2 separate regions of the Homo sapiens genome follow, and region 2 is linked to region 1. A link is a loop called in an ENCODE intact Hi-C map of the cell type or tissue named here. Cell type or tissue: Caco-2. All regions are shown on one strand. Links, peaks and the distances in the headings refer to the core of each region. The heading gives the core; the rest is flanking DNA. Region 1 has its middle 130 kb from the start of SAMD9. Region 2 has its middle 97 kb from the start of CDK6.

Region 1 (16,879 bases), core at 5,826-9,825:
ACACATAAATTTTGGGGTGCTACAATTTAGTCCATAACACTATTGATATAATTACCTTTATCAATGCTCTTTATTTCTTCAAATGGATTTGAGTTACTGTCTAATGTCCTTTAATTTTAACCTGAAGGACTCACAGTACTTCTTGTAATCCCATATTTCACAGTATTTCTTGAAAGACATGTTTGCTAGTGATGAGTTCTCTCTTTTAGTTTATGTGAGAATATCTTAATTTGTTCTTTACTTATAAAGGATAGATTTGCTAGATATAGAATTATTTTTTGATGTCCTTTTTCTTTTAATAATTTGTATACTTCATCCAACTGCATTCTGGCCTCCATGGTTTCTGATGAGAAATTGGTGGCAGATATTATTGAGGACCCCTTGTATGTGATGAGTCACTTCTTATTTGCTGATTTCAACAGTTGGTTGTGTCTAGGTGTGGCTATCTTTGAGTTTATCCTACTTGGAGTTTGCCAGGTTTCTTAGACATGTTGATTAATGTTTTTCATCAAAGTTGGGAAGTCAAAAAGCTTGGGCTATTATTTCTTCAAATATTTTTTCTCTCTCTCTCTCCTCCTTCTTGTAATCCCGTTATTCATATGCTGGTATTTACTGATATTCTCTATTCTGTGCAATGTAATTCGCATACTTTCCTTTAATTCTTTAGGTGTGGTTTCCTCTCATTCTTTGAATGTATTCAAAATACCTGATTTTAAATCTTTAATTAGTCCAACAGCTGTCTCAACATCATGTCCCAACATTCTTTAGGGACAGTTTTTGTTGGCTGCTTCTTTACCTGTGTATAAACTATAGCTGCCTTTTCCTTTGTATGTCTCCTGGTTTATTTGTTTTTTTTTTTTTTTTTTTTTTGGGAAACCAAGCACTTTACATAATGCAATTAGACAACTCTGGAAATCAGATTTCCCCTGCCCTAGAGTTTGTTGTTATCATCACAATTTGTTGTCTAGTGACTTTCCTGAAAAAAATCTTTAACGTGTAGATACTTTGTTATGTGATCACTGAAGTCTCTGCTTAGTTCACTTAGTGATCAAATAATAATTGGATAGACATTTTCTTAAATGATTGGAATCAATTCATTTCCAATCCTTTTTCAAGGGTCTCTGTGCATGTATGTTGGCAGGAAGTCTACAACTCTGCTGTAGCCTCACTTTCTGCTTGTGTAAAACCTCAAGGCTAGCTAGATGTAAGAGCTTCAGGCCTTCTCAGTTCTTTCCTGGGCATGCACAAAACCCTATGCAGGTGTGTGGCCTTCTGGATTACCAGAAATATGTCAGAGCTTTTCTAAACACCCAATGGCCATCTCCTTCTCCAGTTCTATCTCTTTTTTCTTTCTTATTTTTTCTTTCATTTTTTATTGTAATTAATTGACTACAGTGCTTATGTGCAGTTCCTTTTACCTTCAGTTGTGTAGACTCTGAAGCTACTTAGGCGAGCACCTTTTTTGCATGCTCATTTCAGTGAGGTTATGTCATGCATTTGTAATACAGTTAGATTCTCTATTCACAGTTTGTATTTTTTCCTGGAATTCCCCCAATCTCCTAAATGATTTTTTAAAATAATTTGTATATATTAAGGCTCATTCTTTGTACTGTAAAGTCACTTGGGATTTGACAAATGCATAATGTCATGTATCCACCATTACAGTATTATACAGAATAGTTTTCCCATCCTAAAATTTCTCTGTGTTTAATCTATTCATCCCTTACCACCCCACCCCCAAATCCCTGGAAACCATGACTTTTAAAACTGTCTTTATGTTTAAGTCTTTTCCAGAATGTTATATAATTGGAATCATACAAACGTAGACATTTCAGACTGGTTTCTTTCACTTAGGAATATGCACGTCTTCTCATGGGTGATAGCTTATTTCTTTTTTATTGCTGAATAACATTCTATTGTATGGTTATCCATTCACTTATCTATTCATCTTGGTTGTTTCCAGTGTTTTGTGATTATAAATAAAGCTGATGTAAACGTTCACGTGCAGGTTCTAGTGTGGACATAATTCTTCATATCATTGGGTAAATACCTAGGAGTGCTATTATTGGATCATATGGTAAGATGTAAGAAACTTCCAAACTGTCTTCCAAAGTAGCTACATCTTTTTGCATTCCCAGCAGCAATGAATGAGCATTCCTGTTGCTCTGCAACCTCATTAACATTTGGTATTGTCAGTTTATTGAATTTTAGCTATTCTAATATAATAAGTAGTGGCATTTTATTGTTTTAATACAGAATTTCCCAATAAAATGATGTTAAGTATCTTTTCAAGTGTTTATTTGCCATATATTTATCTTCCTTCTCAGCTGCTGCTTTTTTTTCTTTTCTTTTTTTTTTTTTTTTTTTTTTTTTTTTTTTTTTTTTTGCCACAACTGTTAGCACTGCCTCAGGCAGCTGCAATGTTAAATGATTGTTGCTGAATTGTTTGACAAATATGTTGTGGAAAAGGATGCTCACATTAAGTGAGGTTTCAGGTCAAATAAAGACAAGACCTCCTAATGGAGTTTCCAGGAAACTAACAGACCAACATAGATAATGACAATTCTCTGAGTATGGTGCTTTTGGAGAGATCAGATTCTATTCTGCTACCATCAATGGCTGCTAGGCTTCTGGTTTCACTATAATTGTGGGGATTTTGGTTTTTAAGGATATTGTGGAATCAGGGAGAGGGGCATGGGATTAAGCAAATTAAAATGCCACAGATACTGCTGTTCTTAAAAAGATTCAACGATTTTTCCTTGGATAAGCCCTCATTGGATTATTGCAAGACTTTGATTAATTTCTAGAGTCCTTAAAAGTTGATTTGGATACTTTGCCAATGTTTTTATTACTTTTATGGAAGGGCATATTTTCATAGGTCATTACTGCACCATTCTTGTTGATGCCCCTCTTCATTTATTACGCTTTATTTATATTTGTTGGCATCATTTTTCCATTGTCTCCTGACCTCCATAATTTCTGTGAGAAGTCAATTATTTTATGTTGTTCCTTTGGAGGTAGTGTGTCCTTTTCCTCTAGCTGCTTTTAATATTTTCTCAGTTTTTATGGTTTTCATCAGTTTAACTATTAGGTGTTTAAGTGTGGTTTCTTTGTATTGCTCCTCCTTGGGATTTACAGTGCTTCTTGAATCTGTGGCTTAATGTTTCCTGTCAGTTTTAGAAAATATTTAGCCATTATCTTAAAATATTGCTTCTGCTTCATACTCTTTCTTTTTTATTTTTCTTCTTTAATTATATATACATTATATCTTTTCAGCTTATTTCATACACAATTTTCTGTATTTTCCTTATTTAAATCCCTGTGATCTAGACATTTTCTGATTATCTTCCAGTTCGCTAGTCCTCTTTTCTGCTGTACTAAATTTGCAGTTAAATCTATTGTGTCCTTGATTTCAATTTTTGTACCTTTTCAATCTGTAATTTCCATGTGCTATTTTTTCTATTAGTTCTAGTTCTATGGTGAAGTTCTTCATCTTGTTATCTGTTTTTTCAATATATATTACAGTAATTTTAAAGTTCAAGTCCGTTAACTCTAAAAGCTGGGCTATTTATTCTTATGTTGTATAATCTGAGTACCATAGTTTCCTATGCCAATTTAATAAACTCATAGAAAATAGTCATTAAGGGGTTATATAACTTAAGTCTTTTACATTTCCATCTGAATTTGTGAACCTTGAGTTGTGTTTCCATTTTGTTTCTTCGATTGCTGACACCATGGAATTGTGTTTTTACTGAAAACAAACAAAAAATCATTTGAATCTAAGACTCCAAACGAGGTCACATAGATCCTTTCCTGCTTTTTCTCTTTCACGTTTCTCCATTTGTTTCCCCCTCTGTATTGTCTTTTTTTTTTTTTTTTTCCAGGTGGACACATTTTTCCAAACCCAGAGGAAAGAGAGCTCCTCTTTGTGATGGTTTCAAATCATCTCAGGATTGAGATTTGCTTTTACCTCTGAATCAATCGATGTGACCAGAGATACTGACTGCTTGATTATAATGACTGGACAGATCTAGCATCAAGACCCCCAATAGGTCTTAGTCCATTTGGGCTGCTATAACAAAATACCTCAGACTGGGAAACTTATAAGCAACAGAAATTGCTCACAATCTTGGAGGCTGGGAAGATCAAGATCTAGGCACCTGCAGACTCAGTGTCTGGTGAGGTCTTACTCTCTGCTTCATAGATGGCTCTTTCTTGCTGTGTTCTTGAGCAGAAGAAGGGACAAACATGCTCCCTCAGGCTTCTTTTATAAGGGCACTAATCCTATTCATGAAGGTGGAGCCCTTATGACCTAACCACCTCATGAGGTTCCCAGCTTTTAACACTATTGCACTGGAGATTAGGTGGCCACATATGAATTTGGGAGGACACAAACATTCAGATCATAGCAGCTCCTCATGAAGCTGGTGGTAGAATCAGCCAGACCCACCCGCAGGGACTGAGAGTTGGGAAAAAGTGGTTTCTCAAAGGAAAACTGAGGTATTCTTACTAGAAGAGGGAAGAGATGGTGGAAAAGCAAAAACAAGATGACCAATGTCTCTGATGTATTAGATCATAAGAATCATCAGAATGAGTGTTAAAACTGAGATTTCTGGGCCCTACTTCATTCTTATTGAATCAGAATCATTAGAGGAGTTGTCCAGAGATCAGGGGTTTAAATAAGATTAATTACTGCTCCATTTTAGTTATTGCTTTTCCTAAAATGTAAAGAAGTAATTGGAATCTTTTTTCTGTTCATATTAAGATATACTTCTTAGCTAGGTTCCATATCCAAGCTAAAGAGGGCTAAATAATTATTGATTGCATTTAGATTGTATAGATAAACACTTGAAATTTGGTATGGGGATTATCTGAAATACATATTGATACTTCTTCTTCTTCTATTTTTTTTTTTTTTTGACGGAGTCTTGCTCTGTCACCCAGGCTGGAGTGCAGTGGTGTGATCTCAGCTCACTGCAACCTCCCCTTCCCGAGTTCAAGTGATTCTCCCACCTCAGCCTCCCGAGTACCTGGGATTACAGGTGTGTGCCAACACACCCGGCTAATTTTTGTATTTTCAGTAGAGACGGGGTTTCACCATGTTAGCCAGTCTGGTTTTGAACTCTGGACCTAAAGTGATCCACCTGCCTTGGCCTCCCAAAGTGCCGGAATTACAGGCGTGAGCCACCGTGCCCGGCCCATATTGTTATTTCTTTAAACTACCATTTATCACCTTTTTTTACTTCTGCAGTGTAAAGCCAGGAACATGTTTTATTTTAAAAACAAAACAAAACAAAACAAAACTTTTCTAGTCCAACTCTCTTCTTCTCCCAAAAGGCAAAGATCAATAAATAGCTATACTATGGACTTATTAAAAGAGACCACATTTTTCACGTCTTGAATTGTACCATGCTCCTCTGTTATTATTTATTTATTTATTTATTTGTTTATTTAGAGATGGAATCTCACTCTGTCTCCAGGCTGGAGTGTAGTGGCATGATCTCGGCTCACTCCAACCTCCGCCTTCCAGGTTCAAGCAATTCCCCTGCTTCAGCCTCCCGAGTAGCTGGGACTACAGGCACATACCACCATGCCCAGCTAATTTTTGTACTTTTAGGAGAGATGGGGTTTCACCAAGTTGGATGGTCCCAATCTCTGGACCTTATGATCCACCTGCCTCGGCCTCCCAAAGTGCTGGGATTACAGGTGTGAGCCACCACGCCTGGCCTACTCTGTTATTATATCTGTTTAGGCTTCATCACTAGAAGAGAAGATATCCTCAGCAGATGAAAAGTCACAGCAGAGCACCAATTAATTATTTGCTGCTCATATGACTGATATAAGTGTGTGATGTGTGAAGTGGCTTTGAGATAGGTTTTCTGGCTCTGCTGCATGTTCAGGAAGATGTAGTGACTGCTCTTGAATCTATGCACCTGTGGATATGAGTTTTACAGCCAATATGTACCAATGCTAAAGGAATCCTAGCTACAACACAGACTTACATAAAATTAGCACCATGGATGGCATGTGCTTTGAGATGTCATTCGATAGCAAGAATAACAATAACAGCAATAATACCAACAACAAATTGAAGTAAAAATTGACAATTCATTTTTGCTATGTGTCTACCATTGTGTTAGACATTTTGTATGGGTAATTTCATTAAATCTTTACATGAACCCTATGAGGTAGTTGCTATAATTATCCCTATTTTATGGTGAGACAATGGCAGCACCAAGAAAATTTAGTAATCTACTAAAATCTACATAGCTATGAAATGGTTGAGACAGGATTTTAGGACAGTCAGTCAGTCTCCATCCATATCCACCTACCCTTTCCTCCTAGTGACTAATGGATTTACAATGACAGTGGGGATCCATTTGGTGGGGATATATTCAGTGAACACACAGGAGGACAAGATTAGCTGGATTGGATTAAGATGGAATTAATGACCTTGACTTCATTAACTCTGTACTCCACTCAGCTAAATAAGCCTAGTAGATCTGAATGTTTTGGAAAACTTGCCTCTGGGTTGAAGCCTCCTGGCCTGGAAAGAACAAGCTTTAGAAGGCCTTGCTGTCTGTTGTGGGATAGACAGATTAGGTTCACAGAATGAGGGCAAATGAACATGCAAGTGATCAACTGTACTCTTTATAAACTCAATGAAAGCAAGAACAGAGCTCATTCATTTCTGGCCACCACCAGGAAGCTCTCATTTTTTTAGCCTGTGTCTCCAGGGAAGGTTGTTATTTTCATAAAAAATTTATCTCCATATTCATTTTATTTCTTTAAAAATAATGGTGGATTGTTTGAAAACTTTTCTCAGTCTTTTTATTAGCTTCTTGGAAAGTTAGAAGTAGCCCTATGATCTCTAAAATTGGTTTGAATTAGGTGCACAATTAAAAGTTCATCAAATTGGGAAAGATTTGAACTTTCTAACACTGGTTTATCATCATTTTTCTAAAACCAGTATCAACAAAAGAAAAAGGGAAAGCCTACTTCAAGGATCCTATGCAAAGAGCTCTCAGTTTTTTTTCTTGTAATTATTGTCAGCCCTTAAATGTACACATCTGTTGCAATAAGCAAGAGTTGTGGCATGCTCTGTGAAGATGGGCCAAACCTCCTGCAGAACTGTGTGAATGGAATTCAGTATACACTGAAGCCTGAAAATATCATAAGAGCATTCCATTCTTCTCATGTGACTTTTCTTTCTTATTCAGCTGTATTTGGATCTCTGTGGGGAGCAAGTAACAGACTGTGGATTCAATGAAATGGAAAAGCAGGAGAGACTTCCAGAGAGCCTCTTTCCATCCTTCAAGGTCTTCATTTGTCTATAACACTTGATAGATCAGTTTAGTCCAGAATTCACTGATACACAAGAGATTGACCTGCCCTATTATGCTAACATAGAAAGCCCCAAATCAAAACCCCTGCCACTGACCCCGGGCCCCAAGCTCTAGGAGCTGTGAGGTTGAGACAAGAAATTGTGAGAGTCAACAATGGCACTGACAACCATACGTTATTGACTCAGACTGATTGAAAATTAAAGCACCAACCCCAGAGGAAAATTTGCAAAGAAATCAGGATGTGCTCAGATGCTCTGAATTCCTAAGCTCTTGCTTTTGCCTTGACTGGATCATTATAAGTAAAGACAAGTAGAAAAGCTACAAAGTGCATTAGTAAGTTCTTCTCCCTTTTGAAAAGTTGTCATTGACTAAGGTCCTATGTGGAAAACCAGGATGGGATTCGGAGGTTTAACATTAAGTGGAGTCTCTGCCCTTCAACTGATGTGACTTTAGGGAATTCATGTCACTGCTTGATGTCTCTGTTTCAAATTTGTAAAAAGTGAGATAATTATATTTTCTTCCTTCCTGATTTTCCAAGATGATTATCAGTCAGGTTGTGGACAACAATGTGTTGAATTCTGAGCAAAGAAGGCTCCCATGAGATTCAAAAGAATACCTTTTCCCTTACTGTTGTATTTTTCTTTCAGTGTAGTTTGCCTCTAACAGACAACAAAGTAGCACAGATATGTCCTGTCTTGTTCCTGGTATCTTTCTTCTCTCCAAAACATTATCAGTGACTCACCAATAGGAAAACAGAGCTTGGGAGATGGGATTTGTCAGTTAACTTGCACTCCCTCTGCTGGTTGGATGCCTTGTATTTATTTTTCCATGACTCCCAGGCTGTAAGGTTTATTTACTTGTTTTCAGTAAACTTGGAAATTATGCATATTTTTGGAGAGTAATCAACTTAGAATGAATTTGCAATATTCTATGTTTTCCAGTATCTGGAAGTGTTGCCATTTTATTTAGTACAAATGTAAAGGCCAGGTTCATAAAACTGTTTTATCAAGGCAGTATTATCAGGAATTAGCAACTCTATCCAACTCCAACTTTCTATTGGTACCCATGAACAAAGGGGTAAGAAATAAGTACTTATCTGACATCGGCTATCAGTCATTGTCCTTAAAACACTGGAGGAGTAGCTCAGTGCACACAGGAGCAGTCTGATAAAAGCAGCCAGAGCCATCAACTATGTTTACATTAATGAGTTCATAGTAATATGGAAAAATAAACTGATCGGTTATCTTCAGAGGATGATAGAGAAACAATTCATTATTTTGAAAACTGGAAAATAAAGGGAAAGACAAAGCAATTATCCTGTCTTTTCTGTGTGAATTATAGTATGGGGGTAATCTAAAGTAAAGGAAAGGAGTATTTCTTTTTAAAAGTATTCTAGGCAGTAAATGTAAAAGAAATGATAGAATTAGAATATAATTATTCTTCAATCCCTAATCAATTAATGGATCTAGGCATCAAGCATCAAAGGCTACTGACATCACATAAAGAGGTACATCTCGTACCTCCCAATGAAAGAACATACCACCACCTATGAACTTGCCAAAGGTGTTGAATTTGAGTCTGATCAATTCCCTGGATCCAGTTGCCAATTTGCGAAAGACAGAGGAAATGTTGAAATGTAGCATGAGTGTGCATTCAGCAAAATCCAGACTGAGGGAAATTCTACAGGTCAAATGCCCTGAGTTCTTCAACACATATATTGCAAAGAAAAGACATGGATAGAGAAGTCTCTAGAATAAAGGTGACTTAAGAGACATGTCCTTTTTTTCTTTTTTTTAAGGGCAAGTCTTAACCAGAGTGTCTAAGATGCCTCTGTGTGTGATAATACTGTGAAGAAACAGAAGGAAGTGATTACCGTGCTAGTTAGGTTGTGGTTATTTCTGGGAAGAGGGAGGGCACTGAGATTGGAATGAGGCTAATGGAGGTGCTTCAGGGATGCTGACAAACTTTTATTTATTGACCTGGGTGGCAGTTATTGGGTGTTCACCTTATAACTAATTAAGGTATGAATTTGTGTGGGTTTTTTGTTTTATTTTACCATGACAAGTTTTTTTTAAAAAGGCCTCCAGGATGGCCAGCCGCAGTGGCTCACGCTTGTAATCCCAGTACTTTGGGAGGCCGAGGTGGGCGGATCAGCTGAGGTCAGGAGTTCAAGACCAGCCTGGCCAACATGGTGAAACCCTGTCTCTACCAAAAATACAAAAATTAGCTGGGCATGGTGGAACGTGCCTGTAGTCCCAGCTACTCGGGAGGTTGAGGCAGGAGAATCGCTTGAATCCGGGAGGGGAGGTTGCAGGGAGCCGAGATCGCACCACTGCACTCCAGCCTGGGCAACAAGAGCGAAAACTCCATCTCCAAAAAAAAACCCAAAACGGCCTTCAGGATGAGAAGGTGCCTTTCAGCAGCCTCAGTCAGTCCCCCTCCTCCCTATTTCTTTCTGTTCGCCCCCTCCTCTGCCCTCCCATCTCAACCTCTCCATCTTTCTAATCACTGTGATTACTCTCCCTGGTTCTCAGCTCTTGGCCACCCCTTGACTGAGCCTTTGGCATTTCCCTCATGTGGCTCTTTTAGATCCAGATTGAAGTTTTTCTCTGCATGTTGGTTTTGGTGATTGCCTTTGCCTAGTCTCATGTCAAGACCAAGTGGAACAGCTGGGAAGAGAAAACAGAGCCCAGGAAATCTGCTTCTACTTTGCTGGTCTTCAAGGTCGGCCTGCCAGATAAACTCAGTTTCATCAGACTTAATGTTCTCTTAAACGTGTCTCATTGTATATTTTTTACATTTATATGATTTTGTATTTCTTTTAATCTGGTTTATACTGTCAGTTAATTGTGAGTTTAACTTAGGTCTAAATGTTAGACCAAAAAAGATGTAAGTAGATATTTTAGACAAAGGTATTTTAGAAGCAACTAATTTTATTGAGTACCTTTCATATGCCATGCACCAGACTACATTTCTTCACAGGAGTAATAAAAAATAGTAGCCACTATTCACTGAGCACCTAGTATTTATTGAGCACCTACTATGTGCTAGGCAGTAGCAAATAAATATGTTTACATATATTATCCCTAATCCTTCAAAGGGCATTTTATTTCTACAAGATGGGTATCATTGTCCCCATTTTACGGGGAAGGAAAGTGGGGCCATGAGGGTAAAATGATTTGCTTAAAGTCACTTGAGCAAAATAGATAGTTACTTGTGAAAACAAAATTGAACCCATATCCTTCTGGCTCCAGAATTTGTTCTTTTTCACCATAATTAAATATTGACCTATAGCCGTCTTCATTATACAGTGAAAACAATTTTCTATTAACCTCATGATGAGGTACAACACTGGACTTGAGTTTCAATATGAATTATAAGATTTACTGTGGATGTTGATGTTTTGTGTTGGCTGTTCTTCCTGTTATGGGGGTAAAGCACAGCTGTTATGGCAAACAGATACAGTCACATTTGAGTATTAAAAATTAAAGCTAATCGTAGAGAAAACTTCCCAAGTGCTTGGCCAACTGTTGCCTTTCCTTTTCTACCTCTGGCACTGCTTCACTTCAATGTGCTTCACGTCACTCATGCTTTGTTTTTTCTCTTAGTACAGGGTAACTGAGGGCTAATGTGTTGGTAGGAACACATTGCTGATTTCTTAGTAAATCAGTGAAAATAACTCCTCCTGGACTATTATTACGGTACTTACAAGGTGATTTCGCCCCATATTATGTTCAATTCCAGAGCTCTTCTGCATTTGGACAAGTAGGAGACAGTAAACAGAATCAGAATAAGAGAGAATATATACATTTATTGTAAAATTGTTCATTATGTAACCCAATTCTCACCTGGAAAAAAAGTCACTTAATGTTGAAAGATTTTCTATCCTGCAATTGCACAATCCAGTTTATTTAGTGCACAGGAATAAACATGCACAGACAAGGGGGTAAGAACTTGACTGGGTTTCTTGTTTAGTAGTAGTCTTACAAAAAAAACATTTTTGTTTCATTTTAAAAATTGCTTTTTTTATTTCTCTCAACTTTCCTTAGGGTTTTTGTTCTCTTACAGCTTTTTAAGTAGAATTTGAAAAGATTGTGTTTTTTTTTTTTTTCGCTGTGGAGTGGACAGAAGAGAATTGTTTCCCAGTTTAAGTATTAATATATTGGCAGGCTTTTTTTTAAAGCTAATCTGCCACAAATCCTGCAGAAGAAGCATTAACACAGATTATTTTTGTGTGAATCTTACATACCATATGTATGTAAGCCTTCATAAGGCTATTTATTCTTTCATGTTTATAAAGGTATGGATATTGCTGATACAATTTTTTTCATTTTTATTTTTAAAGAATGTAAATCACACACACACACACACACACACACACACACACACACACACACACACACACACACACGCCAGACTAGAAACTGTGCTATTCTTGAATTTCTCTAAGAGCAAAAAGCTCTGTAATCCTCTAATATCTGAAAACGAGTCTTTGGCTATTTTTGTTTGTTATACATCGAGGATAGATTTTTAAGGTGCTCAACACGGCCTTGAGAACTATTTGTACGTTAAGACCTAGACTTACTGAATATTTTCAAAGCAATCAAGTTAAATACCTTTTCTTTTGAAGAATCCTGGCTACCCTTAGAGAATCTCAGAACACTCCATAGACACAGCAGTGACATGTAGGCCTACAGATCACCTAACAACGACAATCCCAAGCATCCGACTCTGCTGTACAAAGGGAAGGCTATTTGGCCAAGTGAGATGCTAAAGTCAGTGGACTACAATAAAGAAAATCCCTTAATAATTAAAATACAGAGTCTAAAAACCAGACATCCCTCAACAGCCAGCAATTCTTAACCCTCTGTCCATTAGAATTACTGGGAGGGAGTGCATGTGAATGCTCTCAATGAATACTGATGCTCAGCCCCCTTGCAGTTCTCTAGGTATGGATTGGAGCCATCAGTGTTTTTCAAAGCTCCCCAGGTAATCTTTGTATTTCCAAACATATTGCAAATTCTGGGGTTACCATGGAATGACTTATTCTTTGGTCAGAAAGTCTGATTTAAATAGAGGAGAACAACAGCAAGATTTGCTCACCGACAATTCCTTTATTTCATTTAGAAGGCATTACTCTACATTACTGCATGGAGGGATTCTATGCAGACTCCAAAGATATTTTGCCAGACATCTGTGGCACCAGAGGGTCTGGAAACTTTCCAAATGATACGTTTCCAGACTAGAGAAGGTTTATGCATTTGGGATGGTATGAAACAAGTGCTTTTTGGGGTCTGTGAGAACTTTTTAAACAAGGCTATTTAGAGAAAATTAGGAAAGCTTCCTCCCCGCCCCTTCATTTTTACTTTCTGAAATGTATTCATGATGCCTGGGACTGATCAAGGTGTCATAATCCTCACCTGAATGGCACAGAGTAATGTTTTCCATAATGAAGGAGGCCGCAGGTCAAACTTTACATAAAAATTCTGACATTCCTGCTCTCCAAAGCCATCCTTTCCCAGTGATAATAACTTCCAGTTTCTTGAGATCCACTGGGCATTTTGCTAGGTTGGAAGGCATTTTGTTTGCTTAGTTTATCCTAAGATCTGAAACAAGAGTGGTGTGTGGAGCAGATTTGCTTTCTGGACACTGTGGAATTTTAGCAAAAAAAGATCAGCCTGTATGGCTCATTTTAATTTATCAAAAGCTGCCAGGCTTGGCTACAGTGTAGATCTAGCAATCCACTTTAATGTAAACATTTTAATTACTATTTCTAACATTTGGCTTTCATTAAAAGAGAAAAACTTTAAAGTTTTTTTTAATAAAGTTTATACTTAAAACCCCCTTACAGAGCGTACCCCTTCCTATTTCCAACACACACACACACACACACACACACACACACACACGGTTTTGATTTAAAAACAAAAAGGAAAATCCATAAATAAAAGGAGAACAAGAAGAAAGGGAGGGGAAGGGAGGAAAAGAAGGAAGAAAGGAAAGAAAAAGAAAATACCCCAGTAACCCAATAGCCCAAATGTGAAGGCAAGGTTTAGGTCTTAAAACATGAATAGAAAAGAGGTAACCTCTGATTGATTCTGAAATTCAAAAATATCTTTTTGGCAAAGGACCTTGAAAAATATGATGCATGGTGAAGCATAAAAATGTTTTGCAGGATATATTTTCCTGCCCAGTTTTAAAAAGATTTGTGGTCATTTATAAGATGGACTATGATGCGAACTGGTACAATTGGTGTTGAAACAGAGCCTGGGCTATCTGATGAAAATGGAGGGAGAGGGTGTTACCCGGAATTTGGGATGAGTTGCTTACTTCTAGGCATTTTCGGAACCCGCTACTTCACACCCCTCTGTAGCAGCTAAGCAGTACCTCTTTCTCAGGGGACTGAGCATCAACTCACTGGGGAACCTCCTTGGAGCTTCCAGGTCCTGGTAGCTCCAGCTCCTTCCCTTTAATTCCCTGGCAACTGCTTCCTGCAAGTGTCATCTCTGGGCTCCTTCCGTGTTCTTTTTTTACTCTTTTGATTTTCCAACATGTATGTAACCAGTTATCAGTATTAAATTTTGTCTGCTAAAAGGCTTAATGTAGTTTCTGTTTTCCTGACTGGACCTTAACTGGTACATTTTGTCTAGTTATTAAATGCTATGATCCGAATGTTTGTGTTCCACTAAAATTAATATGTTGAAATCTTAACCTCTAATGTGATGGTTCCAGAAAGTGGAACCATTGGGAAGTGATTAAGTCATGAGGGTGGACCCCTCATGAATGGCATGAGTGCCCTTATAAAGGAGGCCCCAGGGAGACTGATCTGCCCTTTCACTGAGAGGACACCATAAGAAGGGGCCATCTATGAGAAAGTAGGCCCTCAGCAGACGCCAAATCTATTAGCACCTTGAACCTGGACTTCCCACCCTCCAGAACTGGAAGAAATACATTTCTGTTGTTTATAAGCCACCCAGTCTAGGGTGGTTTGTTATAGCAACCAGAATATACTAAGACATTATTAAATAACGGAAATTCCTTGGAATCTGGTTCTGGGTTGGGACCCAGGGATCTATATTATTCTAAAGTACTGATGCATAGCCAGTTTAGGGGAACATCAGGTAAGATCATCTATAAGGTCTCTTTGGTCACCAAAATTCAATTATTCCTTAGAATGACAGAGTCATAAATTTAAAAATTCAATGACGTGAACTTGTTCTAAACTTGTATTTTTAAAAGATGGATGTTGTAGAAGACTTACTTCTATACCAGGGTATTATTAGTCTCTTAGAGTGGCAAGGGACCTCAGATTTTATTTAGCTAAGCCCTCCTTCTAGTGCAAAATGGATTCTAAATGGCTCTTGCAGTAAGAACATAAAATCAGATCTGAGTTCCATTCAGGGAGCAGCCTGTGTCACCGGCATTCCCACAATGTAAAGTTCTTTCTATGTGATAAGTGACCTTGACTAAGACCAGACTCCACTACTTTTTGTACCTTTGTGTGAAGAAATGAAAAAAAAGTATCCGTTTGTAAACTGCAAACAGTTTTCTATATCTTAAGAGGTGGAGACTTAAGTTTTATCTTTTAAGCACAGTGTCACTTTATTCTGGAGAAACCTCTCCCAACTAGTGCAAAGGCAATCTTTAAAATGAGGAAGTTTGACACAATTTGGCTCCAAGGAGATAGAATGAACTAGGTAATGAAACTTTTCTCTATTTAGGAAACCATTGCATCTCTACAGAAAGTGTTTCCTTTAGACTGAAATCCCTTCCCTTCCCTCTCTTTCTCTCTCTCTCTTTCTCTTCTCTTCTCTCTTTTCTTTTCTTTCTTGCAGAGTCTCACTCTGTCACCCAGGCTGGAGTGCAGTGGCATGATCCCGGCTCACAGCAGCATTGACTTCCCAGGCTCAGGTGATCCTCCCACCTCAGCCTCCCAAGTAGCTGGAACTATAGGCATGCACGACCACACCAGGCTAATTTTTGTGATTTTTGTAGCGACTGGGTTTCACCATGTTGCCCAGGCTGGTCTCAAACTCCTGGGCTCAAGTGATCCTCCTGCCTCAGCCTCCCAAAGTGCTAGGATTACAGGTGTGAGCCAGAGCACCCAGCCACTTTTCTTTTCTAAGTATAGTCATAAGTCACTTAACGATGAAGATACCTCTGAAAAATATGTCGTCAGGCTATTTTATCATCATGCAAACATCATAGAGTGTTCTTACACAAACCTAGATGGTACAGACTACTGCACACCTATGCTAGATGATATAGCCTACTGCTCCCATGCTGTGAAGCTGTACAGCAGGTAACTGCACTGAATACTGTAGACAACTGTAACAAAATGGTATTTGTATATTTAAACAGATCTAAATGTAGAAAAAGTACAGTAGAAATATAGTGTAAAAGATAAAAACTACCCCTGTATAGGACACTTACCATGAATGGAGCTTGCAGGACTGGAAGTTGCTCTGGGTGAATCAGTGAGTGGTGAGTGAATGTGAAGGCCTGGGACATTATTGCACACCACTGTAGACTTTATAAATACTGTACACTTAGGTTACACTAAATTTATAAAAATATTTTACTTTCCTTTGTAATAACACTTTTTTGTGTAACAACACTTAGCTTAAAATGCAAATACATTGTGTAGCTGTACAAAAACATTTTATTCCTTAATATCCTTAAGCTTTATTCTATTTAACTTTTTTTTTTTTTTTTTTGCTTTTTAAACTTTTTTTGTTAAAAACTAAGACACAGACACATTAACCTAGGCTTATACAGGCTGAGGATTATGATTATCACTGTCTTCCACCTCCACACCTTGTCCCACTGGAAAGTCTCAGGGCCAATAACATGCATAGAACTGTCGTCTCCTGTGATAACAATGCCTTCGGGAATGCTTCCTGAAGGACTTGCCTGAGGTTGTTTTGCATTTGATTTTTTTTAAATAAGTAGAAGGAATATACTGTAAAACAACAAAAAGTATAATATATTAAGGACATAAACAAGTAACAGTTGTTTATTATCAGGTATTATGTATTGTACCTAGTTGTATGTGCTATACTTTCATACAACTGACAGTGCAGGTTTGTTTACCCCAGCATCACCCATCACCACAAACATGTGAGTGATGTGTGCATTATGATGTTACAATGGCTACAATATCACTGGGCAATAGGAATTTTTCAGCTCCATTTTAATCTTATGCAGCCACCATCATATATGCAATCCTTTGTTGATCGAAAGCTCTTTATGCGGTGCATGACCGTATAAATTTAGACCAGTGCAAACTACGCATAGGGCAAATCTGGCCTAGCACCTGTTTTTGCACTGCCTGCAAACTAAGCATGGTTTATTATATTTTTTAATGGTTGGAAAAAAAAGAAGAATATGTCATGCCATGTGAAAACTATGTGAAATTCAATTTAGTGTTCATAAATAAAATTGTATTGGAACACAGCCATGCACATTCACTGACATATTGTCTGTGGCTGCTTTTGTATAAGGACAGAATTGCAGAGTTTTAATGGAGACAT
Region 2 (16,879 bases), core at 7,595-11,594, 54 kb before region 1:
TTGAGCTGCTGTGGGCTCCACCGAGTTCGAGCTTCCCAGCTGCTTTGTTTACCTAGTCAAGCCTCAACGAGGCAGATGCCCCTCCCCCAACCTCGTTGCTGCCTCGCAGTTCGATCTCGGATTGCTGTGCTAGCAGTGAGCAAGGCTCCGTGGGTGTGGGACCCGCCCAGCCAGGCAGAAGATATAATCTCTGGTGTGCCGTTTGCTAAGACTGTTGGAAAAGCGCAGTATTAGGGCAGGAGTGTCCCAATTTTCCTGGTACCGTCTGTCACGGCTTCCCTTGGCTAGGAAAGGGAATTCCCCGACCCCTTTCTCTTCCCAGGTGAGGCAATGCCCCGCCCTGCTTCAGCTCACACTCCGTGGGCTGCACCCACTGTCCAACCAGTCCCAATGAGATTAACCCTGTACCTCAGTTGGAAATGCAGAAATCACCTGTCTTCTGCGTCCCTCATGCTAGGAGCTGTAGACTGGAGCTGTTCTTATTTGGCCATCTTGGAACTCCCCATAGTCCCATATTTCCTAGAGGCTTTGTTCGTTCCTTTTTATTCTTCTTTCTCTAATTTTGTTTTTTCTCTTTATTTCATTAAGTTGATTTTCAATCACTGATTTCCTTTCTTCCGCTTGATTTGGCTATTGAAACTTGTGTATGCGTCACGAAGTTCTCGTGCTGTGTATTTTCAGCTCCGTCAGGTCATTTATGTTCTTCTCTAAACTGGTTATTCTAGTTAGCAATTCGTCTAACCGTTTTTCAAGGTTCTTAGCTTCCTTGCATTGGGTTAGAACATGCTCCTTTAGCTCGGAGGAGTTTTGTTATTATCCACCTTCTAAAGCCTACTTCTGTCAATTCGTCAAATGCATTCTCTGTCCAGTTTTGTTCCCTTGCTGTCAAGGAGTTTTGATCCTTGGAGGAGAAGAGGCGTTCTGGTTTTTGGAATTTTCAGCCTTTTTGCACTGGTTTCTCCCCATCTTTGTGGATTTATCTAACTTTGGTCCTTGATGTTGGTGACCTTTGGATGGGGTCTTTGAGTGGAACTGCTATTCCTTTCTGTTAGTTAGTTTTCCTCTGACAGTCAGGCTTCTTTGGTGCTGGTCTGCTGGACTTTGCTGGAGGTCCACTCCCAACCCTGTTTGCCTGGGTATCACCAGTGGAGGCCGCAGAACAGCAAAGATTGCTGCCTGATCTTTCCTCTGTAAGCTTCATCCCAGAGGGGCCCCTGCCAGATGCCAGCCAGAACTCTCCTGCATGAGGCATCTGTCGACCCCTGCTGAGAGTTATCTCCCTGTCGGGATACATGGGGTTCAGGTACCCACTTGAGGAGGCAGTCTGGACCCTTAGTAGAGCTTGAACTCTGTGCTGGGAGGTCCACTGCTCTCTTAAGAGCCATCTGGCAGGGAAGTTTAAGTTCTGCTGAAGCTGCATTCACAGCCATCCCTTTCCCAAGGTGCTCTGTGCCAGGGAGATGGGGGGTTTTATCTATAAGTCCCTGACTTGGGCTGCTGCCTTTTTTTCAGAGATGCCCTGTCCAGAGAAGGGAAATCTGGCAGTCTGGCCACAGCAGCCTTGCTGAGCTGCAGTGGGCTCCGCCCAGTTCAAACTTCTCAGGGGCTTTGTTTACACTGTGAGGGGAAAACCGCCTACGCAAGCCTCAGCAATGGCAGATGCCCCTCCCCCTACCAAGCTCAAATGTCTCAGGTCAATCTCAGACTGTTGCTGTGCTGGCAGCGAGAATTTCAAGCCAGTGGATCTTAGTTTGCTGGGCTCCGTAGGGGTGGGACCCGCTGAGCCAGACCACTTGGTTCCCTGGCTTCAGCACCCCTTTCCAGGGGAGTGAACTGTTATGTCTCACTGGCGTTCCAGGTGCCACTGGGGTATGGAAAAAAGGAACTCCTGCAGCTAGTTATGTGTCTGCCCAAATGGCCGCCCAGCTTTATGCTTGAAAGCCAGGGCCCCGGTGGGGTAGGCACTGGAGGAAATCTCCTGGTTTGCCTGTTGCAAAAACCATGGGACAAGTGCAGTATCTGTGCTGGAGTTCCTCAGACTCAGTCCCTCAAGGCTTCCCTGGGCTAGGGGAGAAAATTCCCTGATACCTTACGCTTCCCGGGTGAGGTGACACCCTGCCCTGCTTCAGCTCACCCTCCGTGGGCTGCACCCACTGTCCAACCATTCCCAGTGAGACGAACCGGGTACCTCAGTTGGAAATGCAGAAATCACTCACCTTCTGCGTCGATCTTGCTGGGAGCTGCAGACTGGAGCTCTTCCTATTTGGCCATCTTGCCAGCCTTGACAAAATCTTAAGAGTTGTTCTGTATTTCTTTAGCTATCAAGTATTTATGGAGGTCCTGGTATATATTTAATGTTAGGCTAAGGATAATTCAAAAATCACTATATAAAATGAAGCAGTTGGTAAGAAAACACAAACAAGCAAACGACTGCCTGTAGCAATTTGCTTTGTATTTTGTTGCAGAGGGTAACAATTTGAGAACAATTCAAGATAATACATTAAAGAGTCATATTTCACGATTAAACAGTCAATTTGGACAGTTCAAAGAGTATACACTGAAAACACCATCATAGATTGTATAAGACTTGAAAAGGGTCTAGAGGGATGATGGAGAAAGGCTCTTTAAGAGGGTAATGGCATAAACAAAGCCGTAGAAGTGGGAATGATCTTGGTTAGCTCACAAAGCAGCCAAACAGACTTCAGAGGGAGAGGTGGGAGTGTAGCTAAAATGTCGTGGGAAATAGGGTTGAGAGAGAGACAAGAGCCAACTAATGGAAGGCCTTGAAAGTCAAACAGAGGAGTTGTCACTGTCTTGGGAGAAAAATAGGATCCTTTTAATATTCGGAGTCCAAGAACAAAAGATTTTAAGATGTTTATCTTTTTTTTTGGTGCAAAGAGCCCCGAATCCTGAAACAGAATACCTAGGCTATAGTCTTGGTTTCACCATTATAAAATTGTGCAATCTTGAGCAAGCTAGTGGATCTTTCTGAGCTTTAGTTCTTGCATTCACAAATTGGGGATGAAAATACCAGCCTTACCAGTCAGGTTCAGCACACCATTAAGCCACTGCAGCTACACAGGTGTGAGGAAATGAGGATCTGGAGGGTGGCAGTGGCTACAGAAAATGAGTGGGAGAAACAAATCAAAGAGATGCTGCAGAGGCTGACATTATGTCATGTAGGTGACTTTGGTCTGCCTGTCTCCAGGAAAAAATAACACTTCCAATTCACTTCTTTCCCTGAAACTTTATCTTCTCACCTCAGGTCCTCTACAAATCCTCACATTTTGCTGTTCTCTTTCTTCCCTTGTCCGTTTTGGGAAAGAGTATTTTTGTCCCTACTTACATCACCCAAGAGGGTTCAGACTGTCTCTGAGGAGTCACCAACAGATTTCCAAAAGACCTCTGTTGTCTACTGTTTCTTCACCACTCAGCTTATATGCTTTCATCTATTAACCTGTTAACATCTTTCCTTAGTAATGTATATCTTTCCTTTTTTTGAGTTCAAGTGATTGTTTTATTGTAAAGGCAAATAAACTGTTACTAAAGTAAACTAATACATGTGAGTTACAGGTGTCACTGCATGAATGTATTGACTGAATATCTGCTAGGAAATGAGATGTGAAATTTAAGCATGCTTTTGGAATTACATACATATTTTTGTTCAAAGCACATTTTAATGGTTCTATAAAAGTATAACATCTTCCTTAGAGCATATAAATGATTAGTATCAAAATTAGACATATAAACACCATGTGGGTTCAATAATTTTTCGTTATTTCTGCCTGCTGCAGAACTAGCCCTGTGACCAGGCTCTGCCTGCATCTTAAATCACATGCACACTATATTAGTCCTTCCCTCATCTTCCACTCTAGGCTAAGGGAGTCCAGAATGGGCACCATTAGCAATTCCTAATGGAAGCTCTAATTCCTACTTAGAAGCAAACAGTAGGAAATTAAATCAGTTCAATCTAAAAAGATACAGTGGCAGTTCTATTTCACAAGGGATGCTGGTTAAACAGTTAACCCAGAGTGAACTCCTCCTGTTCTTTGATTGGGAAGCCTTTCAGACCTTAATTACTGTGTTCTGTGAATCTGTGAGAGATGTTCGTAATGTCCTTTCTTATTTATTTATTTATTTATTTATTTATTGTTTTTTGGATGAAGTCTCGCTCTGTCACCCAGGCTGGAGTGCAGTGGCGCGATCTCGGCTCACTTCAAGCTCCACCTCCCGGGTTCACGCCATTCTCCTGCCTCAGCCTCCCGCGTAGCTGGAGTACAGGCATCCGCTACCGCGCCCGGCTAATTTTTTGTATTTTTAGTAGAGACGGGGTTTTGCTGTGTTAGCCAAGATGGTCTGGATCTCCTGGCCTCGTGATCCGCCCGCCTCAGCCTCACAAAGTGCTGGGATTACAGGCGTGAGCCACTGCGCCTGGCTGTACCTTCTTATTTTCTGTATCTCTCCGGAGTTTCTGCAGAGTCTGATTCTAAATGACTTTTATTTCCCACCTAAAAAATTATTGAGAGTGATATCAGCAAGAATCACTATTTGATCATCATCACCCCACGGAAGCATCAATTTTAATGGCCACACATGGATGAGAGTACCTTTGAGAGAGTCTGGGAATCCAGTGGACAAGTTCCAGCTTACCATTGAAGAAGAAAATTTGAGAATAGATGCATTGAAGAGGGTAAGAAAAACAGTTTCATTTACCTATGTCACTCCTCTAAGGTGACATAGCTCAATACCAAGAGAGACCCCTTTAGTCCATGATTTATCCTGTAGGAAAAAGTGAGAGTATAGTCAGTGAGCAGCCAGCCATGGGGTGCTGCCAAAGAGGCCCACTTGTTTTTAGCCCCACCCAGCACAGCTGAGTGGCTGGGAGAGGCTGGAAGCAGAGAAGAGAGATGGGGATTTACAGCAACCAGGGCATGGAATTCAACCAAAGGCCTTGGATGCTACTAACTGCTTTGGAGACTTGATCAGAAAACCTGCCCATGAGCTGCTTGGGAGACCTTGCCTGCAGACCCCTTCAGCTGGCTCATGGGCACCCCCAACACTGTGTACCTCACTCCTGCCCCTGACTGTGGCTGGCTCTGTGCATGTGCCTGTGAACACAAAGTACAGGCCTCTGCAGATGGCTTATGAGCTTGCACAGACAACCAGCCTGATTCTGAAAAATAGGAAGAAGCTATACAAACTTGAGCATTTCAGGGCACGGACCTAGGAACAAGAAATGGTAGCCTTTTTTAATCTACCATGGCTTGTGTGATTGAGAGAAGACATACAATCTTAAGTATTCCTCCTCAAGAGGGAACAAGAGATGTGGAGTAGGCAAATCCATAGATAAGTTCTGAGAGAGCCTCAGAAATCCCTAGTCAGGCTGGCTGGTGATGGTATTTCTCTTCTGAAGCTAGTCAGTACAGATTTGAGGAGGTGATTACTTTTTCCGGTGTCTTTAAGGAACAAGAAAAACCAAGTAAACACGATACTATCAGAGGAATATAATACTTTTCCAGTAACTGACTCTAAAGAAATGGAGATCTACAAATTGCCCACAAATAATTTAAAATAATTGTTTTAAGGAAACTCAGCTGTGTTCAGCATCTTTTCAACACAGATAGACAACTCAACATAATCAGGTAAACAAAATGAGAAGTTAACAAAGAGAAATTGTAAAAAAGAACCAAACAGAAATTCTGGAATTGAAGAATAGGATGAATGAATAAAAAAATGCAACAAAAAGCATCAAGAGCAGACTAGATCAAGCCAAAATAAATAAATACATAAATAAATAAATAAAAGAAAAAAACATGAACTCAGTAACAGGTCATTTGAAATTATCCAGTAAGTGAAGAAAAACGAATGAAAAGAAACAAGGCTGTGGGATTTATGGGACACCATCAAGAGAATTATGGGAATTCCCAAAGAAGAAGAGTGAGAGAAAAGAGAAGCAAAGCTCATTTAGGGAAATAATAACTGAAAACTTCCCTAATCTAGGGATAGATATAGACACCTAGGGATATGGCACATTATAATCAAACTATCAAAAATCAAAGTCAAGGAGAGATTTTTGAAAGCAGCAAAAGAGACTCATCACATACAAGGGAATGCCCATTAAACTATCAGTGGGCTTCTCTGCAGGAATTTTGCAGGCCAGGAAAAAGTAGATAATATATTAAAAGTGCTGAAAGAAAAAATTGCCAATCAAGACTACTTTACCTAGCAAGTCTGTTTCAGAAATGAAGGAGAGATAAAGACAAACAAAAGTTGTGGGAGTTCATCACCACTAGACGTGCCTTATAAGAAATGCTAAGGGAGTTCTTCAAACTGAAATGAAAGAATGCTAGTTAGCAATACAAAAATATATGAAAGTATAAAATAAGTATATAGTCAAATTCAGAATACTCAAATACTGTAATGAAGGTATGTAAATCAATTTAAACTCTAGTATAAAGGTTAAAATACAAAAATATTAAAAATAACTAGAACTACAATAACTTGTCAATAGATACATAGTATAAAAAATAGATTGTGGTATTATATTTCAATATGCTCCACATAGAAAGACAAATACGGCATCATCTTATGTGTATGTGGAATCCAAAAATGTTGAACCTGTAGAAGCAGCAGAATGGTGGTTATCAGGGGCTGGAAGGTAGGGAAAATTGGGAGATTTAATCAGAGTGAAAACTTTCATTCATAATGTGAATAATTTCTGGAACCTAATGTATAGCATGGTCACTCAAGTTAACAATAATATCTACTTGAAATTTTTTAAGAGAGAAGATCTTGGCTGGGTGCATTGGCTCATGCCTGTAATCCCAGCACTTTGGGAGGCTGAGGCAGGTGGACCACCTGAGGTCAGGAGTTCAAGACCAGCCTGGCCAACATGGTGAAACCCCATCTCTTCTAAAAGTACAAAAATTAGCCAGGCTTGGTGGTGGGCGCCTGTAATCCCAGCTACTTGGGAGGCTGAGGCAGGAGAATTGCTTGAATCTGAGAGGCAGAGATTGCAGTGAGCCAAGATTGTGCCATTGCACTCCAGCCTGGGCGACGGGGCGAGACTCAGTGAAAAAAAAAAAAAAAAAAAAAAAAAAAGGGTAATACTGTGATTGATATGTCAATGAGCTTGATTGTGATAATCATTTTGCAATATATACTTATATCAAAACCATGTTGTATGCCTTAAATATATACAATTTTCATTTGTCAGTCGTACTCAATAAAGCTGAGGGGGGGAAAAGGGTCTCTTTTCCACTTTCCCAAATATTTCACTATTTTTTTCCTTCCTGTTAGCCACCTGATCTTTCTGATTACTTGTTACCAGCACAACTCTCTTCCTTCCTGTTCCCTCATTTCTTTCTTGAGTCTCCTTGTGTTTAGGATTAGGAAAAGTGAAGTGATTTAGGATTAGGAGAAGTGAAAGGATCAGGAAGTCACACTGCTAATGACAAGTCCTGGAGATGATGCGGAGGAGCAGAAACTCATGCTAGTGCTGGAGAGAGTGTAAACTGGTACAACCAATTGGAGATCAGTTTGGCAATAGATATTAAAAAGATGCTCAGCACCTGACCTGTAATTATCAATTACAACAATTATCATTAGGGCGGACCCCTAGCAAGTGAGGTCTTACTATGTGCAAGTGATATGGTTTGGCTGTGCACCCACCTGAATCTCATCTTGTCTTGTAGTTCCCATAATCTCCACGTGTTGTGGGAGGGACCAGGTGGAGATAATTGAATCATGGAAGCGGTTTCTCCCATCCTGTTCTCGTGATAGTAAGTTAGTTCTCACGAGATCTGATGGTTTTATAAACGGCTTCCCCCTCTGTGGGGCACTTGCTCATTTTCCTTCCTGCTGCGGTGTGGAGAAGGGTGTGTTTGCTTCCCTTTCTGCCGTGATTGTAAGTCTCCTGAGGCCTCCCCAGCCATACTGAACTGTGAGTCAATTAAACCTCTTTCCTTTATAAATTACCCAGTCTCCTGTATGTCTTTATTGGCAGCATGAGAACGAACTACTACGGGAAGACCGTTTTTGCTGCTTTATTCTCTTCAAGGAGGTTCTATCATTATCCTAATTTTACTAATGAGGAAACCAAGGTGCAGAGAAACTAAATAACACACCCAAGGTCGTACTGTTGTGGTAGAGCTGGGGTTTAGATTGGAGCAGTTAGGCTCCAGAGCACCAAATATTGCCTGTAATAATGCAGGTCCCAGGAGTGATGATTATTAGTATTCTCTGCAACACTACTTAGAATAATAAAAAGGTATGAATAGCCTAACTTGCTCCTTCAAGAGGGAATGCATGGATATACCCATGGACTATTGTTAGGAGCTTAAATGAATGAACTGGATCTATAAATATTAACATGGAAAATCTCAAAAATAGAATCTTGCAGGAAGAAAATCAAGGTACTGCAAAATACACACAATAACACCATGGATGGAAATTTTAAAACACATAAAACAAAAATACATAGTTTACAGATAACTGCATATGTAGTAGTTAAAAACCTTAGGTGAGAATTATATAGTCCAACTGAATTATGTCTTACCTTGAGAGATGAATGGAGTAAGTGATAAGGAATGGAGGTGATTTTCTGTTTTTATTTAACACGAAAAAGAAAGTTGATGAAAACATGGCAAAATATTAACATGTTTAGTTCAGGCACTGGGTACATAAGTATCATATTTTTAAATTTCTGTACGTTTAAAACATTTTATATAAGCATTTTGAAAACACTTAAAAAAGAAATGAGAAATTAGCCAAAATCTGACATGGAGGAGACCATCAATTTGGTGGCTGTTCAAGTCAAAACAAATAATTCTTGAGTACAGATTAAGTTCCCAATATGGTGAGGGAATAAAAAAATAAGGAAAAGGCACTTTCTGGGAGTCTAGAGATCAGTTAAAAATACAGAGCCAGGCCAATACAATAACTAGGAAACAACATATGCATACGCAGAGATTTGTGTAGCACAACCTACACATACTAGATAAATTTCACTTGAGAGGTTTTAGCAGCTTGTCTATGGTCAGTGTTGCAGAGGAAAGATGACTTTATTGGGCTAGTCTTTGACCTATGGCTGGCCCTTTGAGTATGATGCCTGATGTGAGTGGTAGCTGGGATTCAGCTCTCAAGGAATGGAGAATAGGAAGCACTTAGCTATCCACCCACATTGACAGCCTGTTTCTGATGTAGAGAAGCCAAAAATGTAATTTTATTATTTTTTTAGCCAGCTCTGTTTATATATCTCATGTCCATAGATTTGGTGTAATTACAGCCTAGAGATAATACCTAAGGTATTTATTGAACAAGTTCATTCTGACTGGGTAATATTTGTTATTTATTTAGCTCTCTAAATGTACACGGTACTTGACAAATATGTAGAAAGACAAGTTTCCTGCCCTGGGGAGTTTATGTTCTAATGCAGACAAACAGAACAGAAGGGGTGGGATCTTGACTTGAAGACTTGGCAGGTTGGGAGAGGCTGGCTTGGTAGGAGAGAAGGGAACCTGAAGACTCTGGAAAAGTGAGACTGGAAATGTGAAAGGAATAGAGGACTTTTAGAGACATCCTTTAAAAGTAAACACAATGTTCAATCAGTATAATGCTTTTTTTTTTTTTGAGATGGAGTTTTGCTCAGGCTGGAGTGCAATGGCATGATCTCAGCTCACTGCAACCTCTGCCTCCCAGGTTCAAGCAATTCTCCTGCCTCAGCCTCCCAAGTAGCTGAGATTGCAGGTGTCCGTCACCACACCTGGCTAATTTTTTTTTTTTAATTAGTATAAACGAGGTTTCACCATATTGGTCAGGCTGGTCTTGAACACCTGACCTCAAGTGATCCACCTGCCTTGGCTTCCCAAAGTGCTGGGATTACAGGCATGAGCCACTGTGCCCAGCCTAGTATAATGTTCTTAAAAAACGTTTTTGAGGATGGGGGTTAAGGGGAGGGAGAGCATTAGGACAAACACTTAATGGATGTGGGACTTAAAACCTAGATGACGGGTTGATAGGTGCAGCAAACCACCATGGCACATGTAAACCTATGTAACAAACCTGCATGTTCTGCACATGTATCCCAGAACTTAAAATAAAAAAAAAAAATGTTTTTGAGGGTAGGGAAGAGGTTAAGACAAATGAATCTGATTGTGACAATAGTAAGATTAGTAGCAGAAGTATTATTATGTTAGCAGCAGCTGTAGTGTATTGAAGCTACCATATGCCAGGCAATGATGCAATGCATCTGTGCTAGACTCCTTGTGTACATTGTTTCACCAGTTCTAAAAGGCTGATTTTAGTGTCATTACTTTATGTTTGTGGAAACTGAGGTCCAGAGAGGTTAGATAACTTGCCCAAAGTGACACATCTGGGAAGTGAATAAGCATGAATTCAAACTTAGATATGACTCCAAAGTCCATGCTTTTTACTTTATGCTCCCCTCCAGACAAAGAGAACATTAAGGAATGAGGAATAGACAGGAGGGTTAGAACATAGGCTAATTGTACACCCTCAGCAACATTAAATGCAACCACCTCAGCATTTAAGGGGGTAAATTTCCTTATGTGAGAAAAAGTAGAGTCGCAGCTAGTAGGTGAAATGACTGAACCGAATTGCACTTATTGCTAGGAAATTTAAACAAGACAAATTTGTTGAGTCTTATGCTAATGTTCTAAGAGAACAGTCAGGGAATAGAAAGATATGGTATTATCATGGAGGAAACCAGCAATGAGGAAAGATGACAGACTAAGCTTCAAAATTCCTTAAGAAGTGGACACTTAAGAGCTCTGGATCTGCAACTAAATATACCTTCCATTGTTTTTTTTTTTTTTCTTTTTTTTGAGATGGAGTCTTGCTCTGTCTCCCAGGTTGGAGTGCACACTCAGGCTGGAGTGCAGTGGCACAATCTCGGCTCATTGCAACCTCCGTCTCTTGGGTTCAAGTGATTCTCCTGCCTCGGCCTCCTTAGTAGCTGGGATTACAGGCACACACCACCACACCTGGCTAATTTTTGCATTTTTTGTAGAGACGGGTTTTCACCGTGTTGGCCAGGCTGGTCTCAAACTCCTGACATCAGGTGATCTGCCTGCCTCGGCCTCCCAAAGTGCTGGAATTACAGGCGTAAGCCACCGTGCCCAGCCTACCTTTCTTTCTCGAGTCTGTGATCAGGTTGTTTTGGCTGCCTGTCTCTCCCCCTGCAACCCACTGCACAAGGTTCCACTGGCATGGAAATCAGTCTGTCTGTGTATTTCTGTTGTCGATCTATCCATCTTTATCTATCTAATGATCTCCCACCTCTTTTCCAAAAGGATTTAAAATAAGTTTTAATAAAATTATATTGGACAGATATATCTATAATATATACATGATATTATATTCAATTAGATAATATAGATAAAATTATATCCAATAAGGTTAATAAAAGTAAAATGATTATAAATTTACCTGAAATACTCTTTCCCAACCCCTCACTCCCACTCAACCACCTACCCATCACACTTCTATTCATATTTTAAGACCCAACTCAAAATTCCTTGTCAATCTGATGCTTCTATGTTGTTCTACCACTGTTCCATGTACATAATTTCATGATAGCATTTATTATATGATCTTATAATTAGTTTCATGTAAGTTTTCTTAATAGACTATAAGGTCCTTGAAGGTGGGAACCAAGTTTTGCTCAAAGTGTCTGTCATGTATTAAGTACTCAAATAGTTATTGAATAAGTCAATGACTAGATAAAATGAGAATCAAGGGAAAGAAGAGGAAGCAAGTATGCTAAGTATGGATTGACATGTACTTCTGTTGCTGAGCATCAGATTTGATTCTGGAAGCTAGGGCAAAAGGTAAACACAAAGTCACATGATTCTCATCATCAAAAGGAAAAGGCAAACACATTCTCAGGGAGGCAGTGTTTATGGCTATTTATGTCTGATTAACCTTTATTTGTTATAAGTAATATGCAATAAGTAATATGTTTTAAACTGATTTTTTTCAAGCAGAAGGTTCATAGTAAATAAAGTATATCTCCTTATTTAATAAGGGATGGCCAGGTTGTCAAAGAGCTATAACCAGAATTTCCCAGTGCCACTGACAAAAGATCCCTAAATTTATTAAGAAATGTGACAATATTACCATGAAAATGCTTTTTTCTTTGTTGTTGATGAGTTAGTATGCCACAAAAGGAAATACATTCTAATCACCAATGAATGTAATTCACAGCAGCATTTAAAAAAATCATATGTCAAGTGCCTTCTTTTTCAGCATATTTATTTTTTAAATTTAAATTTATATTTTAAACAACTAATAATAGTTGTGTATATTTATGGGGTACAGTGTGATGCTTTGAGAGAGATATATATATACACATACACATTGAGAAATGATTATATCAAATTGGTATATCAATCACCTCACATAATTTTTTATGGTGAGAACATATAAAATTTATTCTTTTAGCAATTTTGAACTGTACAACACATTAGCTATGGTCACCTTGCTGTGCAATAGATATTGAAAACTTATTTCTCTTGTCTAATTGAAACTTTGTACCCTTTGGTCAACCTCTTTCCATTCCTTTCCCCTTCTCCCACCTCTGGTAATCACCGTTCTAACCTTTATTTCTATGAGTTTTACTTTTTTGGATTCCATATATGAGTGAAATCATGTGGTATATGTTTTTCTGTGCCTGGTATATTTTAGCATAATGTCCTCCAGATTCATTCACGTTTTTGTAAATGACAGAATTTGCTTCTTTTTAAAGATTGAATAATATTTAATCATATATATGTATAAAAACACACTCATACTCTATTCTTGCATTGATGGACACAGGTTTGTTCCATATCTTGACTATTGTGAATAATAGCATATTTGTTTTGAAACATGTGGTTCAGTAAATAGAAGATGCATCTTGGAATCAAGCATCCTTAGGCTCAGTTCCTAGCTCTGCCATTTATTTGCTATGCAATCATGGAAAAATTATAGTATCTCTGAGCTTCAGTCCCTCATCTGTAAAACTTCTATAAGCAGTGTATACAGCAGTATATGTCAAACACATAGGGATTTCATATAGTAGCCACTCAATCAATGATGGTTATTATCAAAGGCAAAAATGCAATTCTTCCCTGGTTGCCTTTCATTAGGGTATTTGAAACCATTCTCTGTGGTTTAAGAGTGGTAAGTGAGGAGTGAACACCTTTCAGGTTGTTTCCCTGGGGTGGGTTGCCTTTGGCTGTTGCTTTGCTGATTATGGCCAAAACAATCACTGTCTTAGCACTCACCCTGGGGATGAGCCTATATGTCACCAACAGGGAACTGAACATTTTGTCTATCTGAAGCCCTCTTGCTTTGAATAGTACCATTTTCTTCTTGGCATCTAACCCTGCTGAGGCAGATACTAGAATTTTCTTATATTTATGCTTTCTCTTTTTGTATTTTTTTTTCTTTTTAGTAGAGACGGGGTTTCATCATGTTGGCCAGGCTGGTTTCGAACTCCTGACCTCAAGTGATCCTCCTACCTTGGCCTCCCAAAGTGCTGGAATTACAGGTGTGAGCCACTGTGCCTGGCCTATGCTTTCTCTTTTTAATCTTCACAGCCTGCATCCTGGTCACTTACCTGAACTCACCTTGTTTCAGTTCATTCTAAAGAAATGATCAGGACAATCTTACTCAAGCTCTGAGTTCAAGGCTGAATTACCGCTTTCAAGAATTTAAGATATAAGACATACTAAAGTAGTCAGATTGTGGATTCATCCATAGGGGTATTTTGCTTCTGCACCAAAGAACATTTTTTGAGGAGTCTCGAAAGGTTATGAAAATACCCATTATCTTTAGTAACTTTCTAGTAACCTATTACCTATATATCTAGAATTGCTTTCTTTCCTCAGGGTTGGCTCCTTGCGACGGACAGTGACATATGTAGGGTAGAAAGAGCACCAAAGGATAAAAGGATATAGATTTCCATCCCCAGTTTTATCTCAAGCTTTCTGCAGATAATGGGAAGCAGTCACCCAAGGCGCATAAGCTAGGGGTGCTTGAAATAGAGGTGATAATTGGGGTCATGTGTTTATTTGAATAAAGAAGAAGTGAAGAGAAAAATGCTCTGATCTGGTGACTTCTGATTTCCTCAGAAAATAGACCTTCAGAAGGAAAAAGCAAGGAGATATCTAGACACACATAGAAAAGAAATGATAAAGGTCTGCCTACAAGGAAGGCTACTAGTAACTATAATAATAGGAACCATTGACTTAGAACCTTCTGTTCCTGGTTTTCATTCCCTTTTAAAATCCTAATTTGTGCTAATCAGAAAAAGACTATTTAGCATCTATTTAGGTGCTGAAATTCTGTAGCTTCTCATTTATTTTCTGTAAAGTTAAGCTATGCAGTTCTTCATCAATCACAAATATTTATTAATTGATTACTGCAAGAAAGGAAATGAGCCAGGTTTTGTAGTACAAACAAAGTAGCATATGGCTGCAGTGGACGTTTGTAGGATTTTTTTTTTTTTTTTGATGCTCAGTATTCAAGCTCCTTTTTACTTGTGGACATGCTCCAATGTGTGGTTCTGGTGAAATGGAAGCAGAATGGGGCAGATGTCCCTTTTGTCTTACTCTTCTTGTATCTAGGGTATGAATGTATGATGTAAGCTGAGGTCATTTCTCCCTTTGGTACTTTTATCCTGAAAACAGTGACCCAAAGACACAAAGACTGTTTAGAAATTATTATATGGTGGCAAAGAGAGTCAAGCAGCAGTGATGTCCCCTGGGGCAGGGATGATGCGACCAGCAGCAGTATCTTAGCCAGATTGTTCCTATGGCTTGACTTTGACTATGATTCTTGTTTTGGAGTCTGATTCTTACCTGCTTTCTGAATCTGCTTCTTCAGCTTCCCTTTGATATTTTGCCTCAGTTAGCTAGAGCAGATTTCTATTTGTCAGCCAAGAAGTCTGACTGATGAAATGTAAACACAGCTCCTTTCTCCATATGTGTCTCTGGGATTCAGTCTATTTCCATCTTGTGACTTCACCGTTTCAGCCTGGCTTCCAGAGTTGCCACAGCAGAGAAAGCGAGAGTGTGAGAACTCATACTCTCTCTTAAACAGTTTGGCCCAGAAGCACACAAAGCACTTTTTCTCATGACTGTTACCCAGAATCAGTCACATGACCTCACCTGACTGCAAGGAGTCAGGAACTAGATCCCTGTGTGTCTAGGAGGAAGAGGATGTTCACATATGGGTGGACATTAGTAGTCTGTGTCATAGACAGTGTAGATGAAGTGGTAAGAGTTCACTAAAAGCAGAAAGTGTTGGAGGTTTAGAAGGTCAGAGAAAGTGTATCAGAAACAGCTTGAGTGCTTCCTCTGGTTACTCTGCACCAACATCTCCTGAACCATTAGTCTTAGCCACAGAGCCCAAGTGGTTCCAGCACCCGCTGCTACCCAATTGCTGGGTGGTCTGGGCTGTGTAGCTTCTTCTGCCACTTTTTGATTTGAGTGAAATGCTGCACAGTGATGTGTGGAATCTAAGTGGGTACCAAAGGGGCTGAATGCAGCTAACTGGAAGGGCTGGGAAACAGACTGCCTGTGGTTCAAACTTGACTAGTGGAAAACAGGAGTCAGGATGCAACTAGGCAGATACGTTCCCTTTTTCTTCCTCGTCTTTGAGGCATAGTTTCTCTGTAAGGTCAGTCAGTAGACCTGTTGTGTCTCTTCACGGCTCATTGTAAATCAGTGGCCAGCATGGAAATATTTCCCCTTTTAAGTTTTCCCATCTTTTCCTGTTTTATTTTCTTTCTCCCTCACTCTTATTGACCTAGGATTGTGTTCCCAAAGAAAACATCAGCACTTAATATGTGCCTCAGGCTGTGCTTTTTAGGAAACTCAGACTAACAGCAGGCTTCATGCAAAATAAATTAATATTATACACACTTACCTGAGCTTTAAAAATACTAATTATATGCAAGACTTACATTAAGAAAACTTGAAGAATAGAAGTTTAGTCTATTATAAATTAAGAGATAATGGTGTATTTTCAGAAAGCATTCCTTTCTGTATTTACCAATCTTTCACTGTCAAGTCAGGAGAGGATGAAGAGTTTTAAGAACGTTGAGATCATAATAAAAGTTTACAACTTTCAAGTTCTCTGAAACTAAACTACATCGTTGTGAAGGTAAATCTAGTCACACCAGGGTAGAAGGTAGCACAGAACAGTGTGGCTATCAAAACAACAAATAGAATTTGTAATGCAGAGTATTTAATATTCAGAAACAAAGCAAATAACTTAAGATACAAATAGATACAGTTAGGCAGGTGGAATAGAATCAAATCAGCCAACTTCAAAACAGTTGAATTGTTTGAGGATAAACTTAAGTTTTACTGAGCTATATATGTTTGATAAACGTTCATATTATTCTATGAGGTTCTGAATGGGATGCATCTAGAAAAAAATAACTTCTACTGGAAACATGTCAACCTGATTCAGAATCTGGAAAGATATTAACAGAATATCATACTATAAGTATTTACTATCTAAAAGCTCTAATCAAGGAGCTTAGAAATCCATTATCCTAGGCCTGAATCTCTTCCACAATATCTTCACTTCTGGTCCTTCTGCGTTTGCTTGCAGAAGGCTAATCATGGGGAATTTGCTTTCTCAATCGAAAAATGATTTCTGGGGTCATCGTGTGAGTGTGTGTATGTCTTAAAAGTAAAATTTGCCACCCTTTAACTTTAACTGATCCTAGGTCCTTAAACCAAACAAAAATGGTCTAATTGCTCTCCCATATGATAGTACTTAAAATACTTGAAGACAGTTTTCATATTTTCTCCGGGACTCCTGTGCTCCAGGCTAAATATCTACCACTTCATCAATTACTCCT

The links. Hi-C counts contacts between places; a loop is a spot of excess contacts. Peaks named below come from ENCODE experiments on the same cell type or tissue, not always from the same donor. Only the 100,000 strongest peaks of a DNase experiment are listed, where the experiment ranks them.
Region 2: a loop joins it to region 1, with 4 times the contacts of the local background. A loop is called at or near these places in 2 of 110 quality-filtered maps.

The regions. Positions count from the first base shown.
Region 1 is chr7:92,980,137-92,997,015 of GRCh38, forward strand. No RefSeq gene overlaps it. Among named protein-coding and RNA genes, the nearest start is that of SAMD9, 130 kb to the right of the region's middle. In Caco-2, for the core only: CTCF peaks have their summits at 8,168 (motif pointing left) and 8,372; no DNase peak of the experiment used is centred there.
Region 2 is chr7:92,924,862-92,941,740 of GRCh38, forward strand. No RefSeq gene overlaps it. Among named protein-coding and RNA genes, the nearest start is that of CDK6, 97 kb to the left of the region's middle. In Caco-2, for the core only: no CTCF peak of the experiment used is centred there; a DNase peak (open chromatin) is centred at 9,460.